2 separate regions of the Homo sapiens genome follow, and region 1 is linked to region 2. Evidence: chromatin contacts called from ENCODE Hi-C data. All regions are on one chromosome and are shown on one strand. Each heading gives the region's core, a stretch centred on a gene start or an enhancer-like site at or near the end of the contact. The rest is flanking DNA. Distances are from core to core; before and after follow the strand shown. Region 1 holds the start of LINC00426 (long intergenic non-protein coding RNA 426). Region 2 overlaps PAN3 (poly(A) specific ribonuclease subunit PAN3).

The links. Hi-C counts contacts between places; a loop is a spot of excess contacts on that map. Pooled maps may share reads with other maps.
Region 1: a map with no recorded cell type shows a loop between it and region 2 (9-fold over the local background). The contact joins the promoter of LINC00426 here to the enhancer-like site in region 2. A Hi-C loop is called at or near these places in 2 of 37 single-sample maps with no recorded cell type and 2 of 50 pooled maps.

The regions. Positions count from the first base shown.
Region 1 is chr13:30,371,576-30,377,539 of GRCh38, forward strand. LINC00426 (long intergenic non-protein coding RNA 426) reads right to left here and starts at 2,339. Exons shown (of 5, transcript NR_024464.2): 1 at 2,208-2,339; 2 at 710-799. RefSeq lists enhancers at 5,328-5,447, 5,578-5,637.
Region 2 is chr13:28,266,389-28,272,422 of GRCh38, forward strand. PAN3 (poly(A) specific ribonuclease subunit PAN3) reads left to right here. Exons shown (of 19, transcript NM_175854.8): 10 at 327-488; 11 at 707-823; 12 at 912-1,013; 13 at 4,313-4,478; 14 at 5,593-5,683. Among named protein-coding and RNA genes, the nearest start is that of PAN3-AS1, 130 kb to the left of the region's middle. Within about 2 kb of position 2,468, at least 3 of the 41 ENCODE cell types and tissues checked have a DNase peak (open chromatin) inside an H3K27ac peak, as active enhancers do.

The DNA of each region.
Region 1 (5,964 bases), core at 1,089-3,588, 2.1 Mb after region 2:
ATTAACAGGAAAATGATATGGTGGCAGACTGAGGGCTCAGGGTTCCAAGTTTTGACTCAGTGTTGTCAACAAGCACCTCTTTTTGCCCAGGGAATATCAGAGAATTGTTCATACAGAGACAGCGACCGCAGATGGGGCACTAGTGCCTTCAGCTGCAAAAGGTCGTCTGGCAGGAAGCATGTTGGTCTCCTGGCAGTTTCTTGGGCCATGTGACATAACCGCCAGGTTATACTTCTGCAATTACAGTCCCCAGGGACCTGCCGCATGAAACAGACATTGGTTGTGATCCTGTAAAAAGCCGCAAGCAGTGGCTCTTTCAGTACAAGGAAACCCTTGGGACAGAAAAGTTTACTTTTGCTCAGGCTTTATGGTGACAGCCAGCGTGATCAACAGGAATGCTGCAGTTGGGTGACGCATGAGGCTCAGGAGCCTTTGCGCTTGACTTTGAAAGATTATAAATACACCAGGCTCGCCAAGCATAGCCAGTCAGTTACAAATTACGAGTCATCTTTCGGTTGTTGCTGAACTTCCTTTACACCTCTTGTTTTGAACACAGTGAGCAAACAACGTCTAATCTTTTGGCTGTGGAGTTCCAAGTACACCACAAGGCATCGGGACACACCTTTACCCCAGCTGCTTTGTGTGGTTGCAGGTTAACCAGACATGCAGCTAGGAGTTCACCTAAAACCTTCCTTTCCCCGGTACATACCTTGGTGTTGATTTGACAGCTGGATGCTGAGTATTGATCCCAGTGTTCAGGGATAGTTACTTCATTAAGACTTCTGAGATCCCCCATTTGCTTGAAGATAAAAACAGGCAAAGGTATAAACAGATAAACAGTCACACAAATAAGTAGCTGTGTGGGCCATTACTTTTAAAGCATAGTAGATGTTATTTGTGTTTGGAGAAGCTTAATGATACACTCAAGAATCCAATAGTAGAAACTGTTTGCTTTCAGGAAGAAAACGTTATATCAGGAAGGTATGTTTGAAGAAAAGAACTATATAACAGCGATCCACAATACACCTGTTCATTTGTAGCATAATAGTTACACCTGCTCCCTGGGGCTTTTTTGAGATTTCAGTCTTTGGTGTAAGACACACATACACACATGTGCACACACAATGGTAAGCATGCATGCTCTTCAGCTTCAACCCTCAGTGCGCAGTAAAATAAAAAATATAGTTGAATCATCTGTCTCAGCCCCAGCTAGAGCCCACGTCTTCCAACATGAATTTTAAAATACCTTTTTGCCTTTTAAAATATGCTGTAGAGGCCGGGCGCGGTGGCTCACGCCTGTAATCCCAGCACTTTGGGAGGTCAAGGCAGGCAGATCACGAGGTCAGGAGATGGAGACCATCCTGGCTAACAAGGTGAAACCCCGTCTCTACTAAAAATACAAAAAAGATTAGCTGGGCGTGGTGGCAGGTGCCTGTTGTCCCAGCTACTCAGGAGGCTGAGGCAGGAGAATGGCGTGAACCCGGGAGGCGGAGCTTGCAGTGAGCCGAGATCGCGCCACTGCACTCCAGCCGGGGCAACAGAGCGAGATTCCATCTCAAAAAAAAAAAAAATGCTGTAGATGAGTTTTAGTTTATCCGGGTCCTTTGTAATTAATCTCTGCATTCATCATAATTGGAAGAAAAGCTCAAAGTAAGAAAATAGCTTTCCTCCAAGTTTATTGCAATCAGAGAAAAATACAATTTAAATGTTTTTGTTTCCCATTTCTGTTCCTTACATGCATTGTCTAGAGTGGTTCCTGGTCTATAAGCCAGTGGGTTGAGATACCTGACCAGACCACCTTTTCAACCCAGTTCTTTCTCCTCTTTGTATTTCTCCCATACAATACAGTATTGAATATTTCATAACCTATGGGTGTATGTTTTTGGCAATGTGGCTAAGTCAGGCAGCATTGAGGACTGTCCTGGTGACAGTCCGGTGCAGCCCTCACCCAGGCTCCCACATTCACACCCCTCCACTCTCCAGTGGGCTGTGTAAGTTAACGGCAAATAAATGGCCCAGAATGGCTTCCTGTTAGAGAAAAAAAGGGACAAAGACTTCTGCCCTTAAAACTCTGGTAACAAAAGTAATCTAGTGGAAATCAACATTACTAGGAATATCCTATGATTTTGGTGGTGTTGAGTTCAAAGACAGCATGGCCGAATTGTGACCATCCACCCAGTCACATGAGGCAAAAACCCAGGCCCTACCTGTGTCCTGACCTCCAGCTTCCTCCCCACGGCCAGTTGGTTAGAACGTGTAGGGAGTGTACCTCTCCCAGCCGTGGAATCCCCTCACCATCTTCACCCCTTCCCCACCTTCAAAGACTTTCATGGCCGAGTGTGGTCTGACCACACTTGATCCAAAGCCCTTCCTCTGAGCTCTCAGCTCCACGTCACAACCTCGTGACCACGTGCCTCTCACTGTCATGTGCTTAGATATGTGTGTGTGTGTCCACCTCACCACACACTGTGAGATCCTTGAGGGCACGTTGTCTCTTTCATTTCTGTGTCTCCAGTGCCTAAAATGGAAAGTGCTCACTTACTAAATAAATATACAATATAAAAAATAATTTTTATCCCTTGTCCCATTTGAGATGGAAAATGAGTAAAGTTTACAAGTATTAATATAGTCAGCATCCCACTAAGACCACACAGACACTGAGATGAGCAGAGGATGCTGAGGAGCAAATGCAAAATAAACTATGAGAACTGTGACAGCTTCCAGTGCTCTTCATTATAAATATCAGCAATTGCTAATATCCAATAACATGTCACACACTCTACATTAAATCATCACAAGTCTCTAAGGCAGGTGTTAGTTTTCTCTTTGTACAGCCCAAGAAGCTGAGACAAGAGTCACACAACCAGCCAATAGAGAGAAAAGATTCAAACCCGGAGACCTTCTGTCTCTAATCCCACCCTCCTCCCACTGTCTCCTGCTGCCTCTCTGTTTCAAAGCTTGGCTCTGAGACTATGAGCACTGCCAAAATTTTACAACAGTTTGCGTATGTCATGGTCTGCAAAAGCTGTGGATGGCACTGTGGTGGCAGCCTCAATAGAAGGCTGAGACTACTTACCAGAGGGAGGATTTCCTGAGCTCCGATCACACCTGCTCTTTGTTCTCTCTCTGTCTGTCTCTCTGTGTGTGTCTCTCTCTCTCTCTCTCTCTCTCTCTCTCTCTCTCTCTCTCTCTCTCAATACAGACAGGGTCTCACTCTATTGCTCATGCTGGAGTGCAGTGGCGTGATCATAGCTCACTGCAGCCTCAAAGTCCTGGGCTCAAGTGATCCTCCTGCTTCAGTCTCCTGAGTAGCTGGGACTACAGGCATGCACCACCAGGCCTGGCTAATTTATTTATTTTTATTTTAATTTTGTAGAGACAAGGTCTCGTCCCTTCCCCAGACTGATCTCGAACCCCTGGGCTCAGGAGATCCTCCCACCTCGGCCTCCCAAAGTGCTGGGATTACAGATGTGAGCCACCACTCCTGGCCCACACCTACTCTTTATCCTCAACCCACACCCCCAGGCTCAAACTCAAAAGGAAGGAGCAAACCCTAGAAGCTGCGTAAAACACACCTTGACCTAAAATGTGCTCATGACCAGGCAACTTGACTACATATTCTCCTCGACCTACGGTGGAGTGACATCCCTATAAAAGCCATTGTAAATTGAAAATATTGAAAGTCTAAAATGCTTTGAATACACCTAACCTATCGAATATCAGAGCTCAGCCTCGCCTCCCTTAAACGTGCTCAGAACACTTACATTAGCTTACAGTGGGCAACATAATGTAACACAGGCCTATCTATGTTATAATACAGTGTTGAGTATCTCATGTGATTTATTGAATACTGTACTGAATGTGAAACAGAATGGTTGTCCGGGTACTCACCATTAGCTGACACAGCTGAACGCACACTGCGCCTGAAGAGCGTTTGAAGCATTGAACTAAAATTAATTGCTGGGTGATGGGGATGCTACAACGACAGGGTCATCAATTTCTCTCTCTTCTGCTGAGGCTGGAGAACCACGGGTAGAAGGCGCTGGAGCATCAACGCTTGATGGTTTGGCAGGCGTAGTGCTCTTCCTTCAGGAAGGCATCAGGTGTCCGTGGTTTACCCTTCTGATGGCAGGGCTGCCTGGGTGCTTTGGCTCACAGCCATGCCCAGCATCAGGAGAGTGTCATACAGCATATCCCTTGCCTGTGGGATAAAGGCCAGTCTTCAGAATCCGAAGTGCACTTTTTGTTTTTTTTTTTTGAGACGGAGTCTCACTCTGTTGCCCAGGCTGGAGTGCAGTGGCATGATCTTGGCTCACTGCAACCTCCACCTCCCAGGTTCAAGCGATTCTCCTGCCTCAGCCTCCTGAGTAGCTGGGACTACATGCGTGTGCCACCATGCCTGGCTAATTTTTGTATTTGTAGTAGAGACGGGGTTTCACTGTGTTAGCCAGGATGGTCTCAATCTCCTGACCTCATGATCCACCCTTCTCGGCCTCCCAAAGTGCTGGGATTGCAGGCGTGAGCCACCGCGCCCAGCCCTGAAGTGCACTTTCTGCTAAATGCCTGTCACTGTCATACCATCCTAAAGTTTAAGCTGGAACTCTCTATGCTTGCACCTGTTGCCTGAAGGGTGTATTAGAAATAATAGTTTCCTCCAACCCCTCCCCACCTCATTTGTGGAAGAATCTCATGTCTCCCTCCTAGAAATGGATTCAGCCTGAGATTCTCAAGACCAAGGTGGCATCCCAGGGTTCCAGGCTCTGGAGACAAGGATGTGGAGGGAAGGGGGTTAGGGGGAGGTCACTCTGGGAAAACACATGTAACCTAGATCCCCAGTGAGCTAAGTGAGACTGACTCCTAGATGGAAATAGCCCCAGCGGACTTGTCACTGCAAGAATTCTGGTCTCCCTGGATACCTAGCATGCTCAAGAGCCCACTTGAAACACTGAAACACTTCAGCATACTGTATGTGCTCAGGGGAGTGGCTGAGACTAGCAGGTTGAGGAAGGAAAAGGAAGAGGGCCTTCTATGTGCCAAGTCCTAGAGCTCAGGCACCATACCAGGAGCCAACATGAAAAATAGTCTGCAGCAGACATTGCTCTCACCTCACACAAAACCACTCCAACCTCCTAGCAAGATTTCCTGTGCACCAAAGCCTGAAACACCAAAGACCTCTTCCTCCAAAGTCCCTTGCACTAGGGTTTCCCCAGAGTAATCTTCCAGGTCGATTATAATAATAATAGCAGCTTACCCAGGTAGATGCTCTAGTGCATGGTATAGCCTGAGCATTTTAAGTGGCCACCACAGTGCCCCTCTGGAAGCACAGAGGTGGAGGTGCTTCGGACCTTCTCCAGCAGGGATGACAGTGGCACTATGTCTAGTCAATCTCTAACCTCAGGGGCAGTCAGCAGCATCAGCACAGCTTCCTGGTTCAGCAGCTTTCCGGCCTGCAGCACAGGCAATGTGGTTTTTGAGTTCACAGTGGAAGCAGCAGATACAGCAGCTACCTGACTAAGCCAGTTTTGCAGTGTGGTTCTGAGACTGTACCTGGACCTAGACCCACTCTGTAGCCTCCCTCTCCAGCCCTTGACATCATTCTATAGCCCAGTGGTTCTCCAAGGGTGGGCTCTGGACCAGCAGCACCTGGGAACTTGTTAGAAATGCAAATTCTTGGGCCCCACCCCAGACCTGCTGAATCAGAAACTCTGGGGGCGGGACCTGGTAGGCTTGACTTTAGCAAGCCTTCTAGGTGATTCTGCTATGCCCTTAAGTTTAGGGACCTCTGCTGAAAGTCATCCACCTCTAATAAATCCATTTCTACTATAACTAGAGTGGATCCTGCTGTCTGCAGATTCATCCTGACTGAATCACAGTCGCTGTCCTCATGTTGTCCATAAGGAAGACAATAAATAATGACAAAGCAGCATGTCATTCTGGGGGAAGAAAAGAACAGGGTCACCTTAC
Region 2 (6,034 bases), core at 1,218-3,717:
TCCAGAAAAATTTATCTCAGTGATAACTCAAATTATTTATAAAAATTATTTCTGAGGAACAAATTTGTATTGTGCTATAAAAGGAAATGTTTTTGAATGTATGAACTTTAGTTATTCTTTGGTTATTTTATTATATAATGCCTATTTTTATTGATACTGAAGCTAGTTTGTCTTATGGAATTGTAATAAATGTTTACACTATTCTAAAATACAAGAGCACATTGTGATACACAAGGGGTTTATAGTAAATATCATGTCTTCTGTATTTTTGAGAAAGATTTATGAATGCCTGTATTTTCAAGTCATCTTCTTATGAATTACTCTAGCAGTTCCTACAGAGGTTGACAGCTACCATAGCCTATTCCCTCTAGAACCACTGCCACCTCCCAACCGGATACAGAAATCAAGTAATTTTGGATATATTACATCTTGCTACAAAGCTGTAAACAGCAAAGATGATCTGCCATATTGCCTTCGGAGGATACATGGTAAGGAAGATAAGTTATCTTCTTTTATAATCGTATCATTGAGGCTAAGATTATTCAAACCTTCTTGAATATATTATTTAATATATGAATTAAAAATTTTTATTTGGAAATTAGTACCTCATGAGCAATGTATAAATATGGCAATTTTTTTCCATTTCTGATGGAATATGAAGGAGACGTCAATTAGAGTTTACTGGAGTAGAAAAATTGTCTTCCAGGTTTTCGTCTTGTTAACACAAAGTGCATGGTGTTGGTCGACATGTGGAAGAAAATTCAACACTCAAATATCGTAACTTTGCGTGAAGTATTTACCACTAAAGCATTTGCTGAGCCCTGTGAGTAACTTGTAATTTGTCTTTCTGCTGGTGAGCTTCATTATTTGAAGCCAGCTTTCAGTAATGAGTGTTTGTGTTTTATTTTAAGCTCTTGTGTTTGCATATGATTTCCATGCTGGAGGAGAAACTATGATGAGCAGACACTTTAATGACCCTAATGCTGATGCCTACTTCACCAAGAGAAAGTGGGGTAAGAAAAAGATGCAGGCAAACTATATTTTGACTAATGCTTTTGCTCTGTGGAAGAGTAGTTTTCTATTTTAAAATACGTATAATTTTTCCCTGTAATCATTTAGTTTAAAGACTCTATTACATTTTGTACTAGTTGTTTTCATGTTCCTGATAAAGACATACCCGAGACTGGGCAATTTACAAAAGAGAGAGGTTTAATGAACTTACAGTTCCATGTGGCTTGGGAGGTCTCACAATCATGGCAGAAGGTGAAAGGCATGTCTCACATGGCGGCAGACAAGAGAAGTGAATGAGAGCCAAGTAAAAGGGGTTTCCCCCTGTAAAACTGTCAGATCTCATGAGACCTATTCACTACCACGAGAACAGTATGGGGGAAATTACCCCCATGATTCAGTTATCTCCCACCAGCTCCCTCCCACAACACTGTGGGAATTATGGGAGTTACAATTCAAAATGAGATTTGGGTGGGGACGCAGCCAAACCATATCACATTTTAAAAAGAAATATGTCAAAGAAATGGAGATGATGGTCAAGAAGTTAGGAAATAATGTCTTTTGCATATTTACTAAGATAAGATAGATTTTTGAAGACTCACATAGATATCAGATATTTAACTGGAAATGTGTTAAAATTGTTTTTCTCTTTAAAATGTTTTTCTTTTAAAAATATGATGCTTTCTTAATAAAGGTGACTTGGAAAATTCAATAGCTTAGAAATAGTCTCTCTGGCTTCCCTGCCTAAGTACAACCATTGTGAATCTTTTAGTACATTTCTTTTCAATCTTGCTTTGTTTTGTTTTTGTCTCCTTTTGCATTGTTTTTTGTTTTAACCTTTTATATCATATTACATCTTTTCTTTATTATAGGTATTTTCCCCATAGTTTTTATATTCTCTGAATATAATTTAATGATTCCTATTATGACTATATTGTTCTTTATGTAATTATTTCCCTAAACAAATGCTTTTGTTTGAAGGTTGGATTCCATGTTACTTAATCTAAGGTTTCAAAATAGAATTTTAAGTAACTTTTCCTTAAACATGAAATATTTTCTTCTTTGTCCCTTTCTAATATATACTTAAAGAATTGTTTTATCATTGAGATTTTGCAAACAACCAGAATACTTGAATTCTAACAAATGTGTGTTAAAGGGTAAATGATTTCAGAGAAAAGTAAATCCATTTTGAGATGTCTATTCATTAATTTATGTATTTAGGGAAGGTCTCAGTCTATGGGGGCAAGAAAGCAGCATCACGTTATTATGCTTTTTAATCTTAAGATTTTCTTGACTTGAAAATTAAAGAGGAGGGGAGAAAGATTTGAGTCCATATTCTAGTATCTTTCAGATTACAACTCCTTTCAAGACTCTAATTATAGACAAAAATATATTACTTCTGTTTACTTGTTACTTCTTTTTTTTTGCATCCTGACAGTTGAAAAAAGAAAGTTGTGGTTACATGGCTGTTTCACATTTAAAATCTGGTCATAGAATGTGGTCATTTTTTTCCTTTTGCTATGTCATCTGTAGACACATGCATAATTTTGTGGAAGGGGATGTGGTACAACTATTCTTATAGATGACTATAGTTGTTGCTCAAATTTATTTTGGTAGTAACACCTGTGAAATGACTGTTGGCTTTAATTTATAACTGTGTTTCTCAACTGCTTAAGTTTTTGTGGGGGCTGTCTTATGCATTTCAGAATGTTTATAGTGGCCTCTTCTGACTGAAGGGCCTGGCTTCTGCCTACTGAATGCCAGTAGCAATCCCCCTCTACCCCTATTGTAATGCCAGAAATATCTCCAGATGTTGCCAAATGCTGGAGTGGTTTCTTTTGAGAACCACTCTTTTATAGCATTCTTTTCCAGTAATTTTTTAATCATAATTATTCTGTTTTTGGTGTTCACTGATTAATATATTAATGTTTATATTTTCATAGGAAGTAGTCCTTTTTTCTAATAGTTTAAAATATTGTTTGAGTAGTCGTAACTTCCCTAACCATACCATACATGCATAAAAGCCTACCATTTTCTTACACTATGTAATTTATTATCTTAGCACAAGTGAAAAAAAAAAGCAAAGTATAAGAAATATATTGATTTAGAAAATGAGAAGAATAGCATACCATGTGGAGTTGATACGAGATTCAGAATGAGTCTATATCAGTAAAACAACTAGAACAGAGTCTGGCACACAGTAAGCACTATATGTTTGCTGCAAAAACTCTTGTTTCCTTATTACTACATTAATTAAATAGTTTCATTTAAACAGTTCATAGTCATTTTTCACATTGTCTTGGCATTTGTTACCGGTCCCATTTTTTTGAGCCTTCTTACACATATTTCCAGAGTATATTATCTTCTGTTCTGTCCAAATTGAGAGATAATTATTTTTAATTTTGTATGTGCTGCTTACCAGAAATTTTATTCCAAGCCATAAGTACATATTTGCTATTTATTATAAGTACATAATTAACCATTTAATTATGTTGCTTTTTATAACTGATTCACAAAAGGTTGTTTTACAACAATATGAATATAAGATCAGCAGGGTGTAGGGACTCATGCTTGCAATCTCAGCACTTAGGGAGGCTGAGGCAGGTAGATCATTTGAGCCCAGGAGTTGGAGATCAGCCTGGGCAATGTAGCAAAAGTGTCTCTACAAAGAAAAGAATATAAGGTCATATTCCTTGGAATAATTACAAAATCTTGATTAAATTTATATGTCTCCTTTTCTACTGATTTACAACATATTAACAATGACCTAGAAAATATTATCAAAAACCACTTAATGAGTTGATAGAATCCACCTTTGTGGTAGAGGGGCCTGAGTGATATAAGGAAAACAAACATTCAACATAAGTGATGGTAGAGACTTTTATTTCCATCAAGCCACACAATGAACAGCTCTCACATGCCTAAACAATAATACAGGGTAGGATTAGCCAGCCACATTTTAAGTAGAAAAACCTCTACGGTTTCTGTTTTTATATTTATTTGGTTAACAATTACATATAAATTCTTACTTTAAGTAATTTTTATTCAATAATTAAGTGGTTACAGAAAAGAGCATTTCAGTGAGAGCCCTATTGCTGGTATCAATATAAAAGGCATAATCTCGGACAGGAATCTTTGGGCAATAGACTAAACTTAAATTACACACATACATACACACACATATATAAATTGACATGTTGTGCCATGAGTGTACATGAATTGTCTTTGCTAATTTTGATGTTAATGCTTTAGTCTTTTAGTTGATTACTTAAGATGTCATTTTTTGGATTTCTTTGCTGTATAGGTCAGCACGAGGGACCATTGCCCAGGCAGCATGCTGGATTATTGCCAGAATCTCTTATTTGGGCATATATTGTCCAACTAAGTTCTGCATTGCGTACCATTCATACAGCAGGTTTGGCATGTCGAGTTATGGATCCAACAAAGATTCTGATAACTGGCAAAACAAGGTACTAGCATTTTGAGTTTTGGTTTCTTTTATTGAGCGTCTTACCTTTGACAGCTTAGTAAACAAAACATGATTGTTTTAATTCTGCCTTTTCATATATTCCATCCAGAAGAACTTCTGTAACTTTGAATTCATTTGTAAGCTTTTTAAAGAAAAAAAAAAAGTTGAACTCTGAATAAAATGCCTGGTTATTAACCAAAAATCTTGGGAAAGGTTAGGGAAGTATATGTGGTTAGGGTTAGGGGAATATAAAAATAATATCAATACAACTTTTCTATGTAGCACCATGGTTCACAAATTCTAGCATGAATCAGAATCACCTGGAGGACTTACAAAACACAGCTTGCTGGGCCCTACCCCCAGAGATTTTCATTCATAAGTCTGCATTGGGGCCTAAGTATTTGCATATTTAACAAGTTTCTAGGTGTTGCCATTGCTGCTGTTGAGTCACATGCTTTGAGAACAACTGGTACAGTTATCAGTCTTGTCTTCACCTGAGTTTTGAGTTGCTGTAATTTTGTGATTGTCTTGGGCTGCATAACATAAAGAGCTGAAGATCTGGTACCAAGTTATTTAAGTTCATATCCTGGCTTTGATAGTTTACTGTCGATATGCCGTTGAACAAGTTACTTCTTCAAATTGTGTTTTGACAACCTTATTAGACAAGTGTACTACTAACTCCATTCTGCTTATTTATGAGGTACCCCTCATAAAGTTATTGAGGGATTTGAATGAGTCATGTAAAATGCTTAGAACAGTGTCTGGTACATCTTTTGCAAGTGTTAGAAAGCTAACTAGTTCTCTTTTATGAATGACTAATAAACAGCTTGGAATGGTGAAAAGGACACTGACCTGTTAGTCAAGAGATGTGAGTTATAGTTCTGGCTTTCTCAGTTTCTGACTTTTACAGCTGTAGGTATATCACTTGATATCTCTGAGCCTTAATTTTACCATTTCTAAAATGGTGGTTGGTGGAGGTGGTGTGGGGTAGGATGGAAGTTAAACTCAATTCTGAGATCCTTCCTAATATTTTGGGAAATGTTACTTTTCCATGAGTATGCAATTTTTTAAAAACTTATTTTAATTATTTTCTTTAAATTATCTGGTCCTTAAAGGTTGCGAGTAAATTGTGTTGGAGTTTTTGATGTTTTAACATTTGATAACAGTCAAAATAATAATCCATTGGCATTAATGGCCCAGTACCAGGTGAGTAAGAATTAACATGGATATTTACTTGTTTTCCTTTATTAAAGACAAATTTTGTTCATTTTAAAGTATTTCAGTGTTTTAAGCCTAGATTTTAATTTATTTTGGGGTGGTGTCTATGCAGACTTTGAACATGTATCTCCCCCTCCCCTCCCTCTCTTTTCTTCCTTTCCTTTCCCCTCTCTATTTCTTTCTCTCTCTTTTCCTTTCTATTCTTTTGCTTCTGTCTTGCTCTGTCACCTGGGCTAGAGTGCAGTGGTGCTGTCAGCTCACTGCAGCTTTTGAACTGGGCCCAAGCAATCGTCTCGCCTCAGCCTCCCATGTAGCTGGGACTACAGATGTGCACTACTG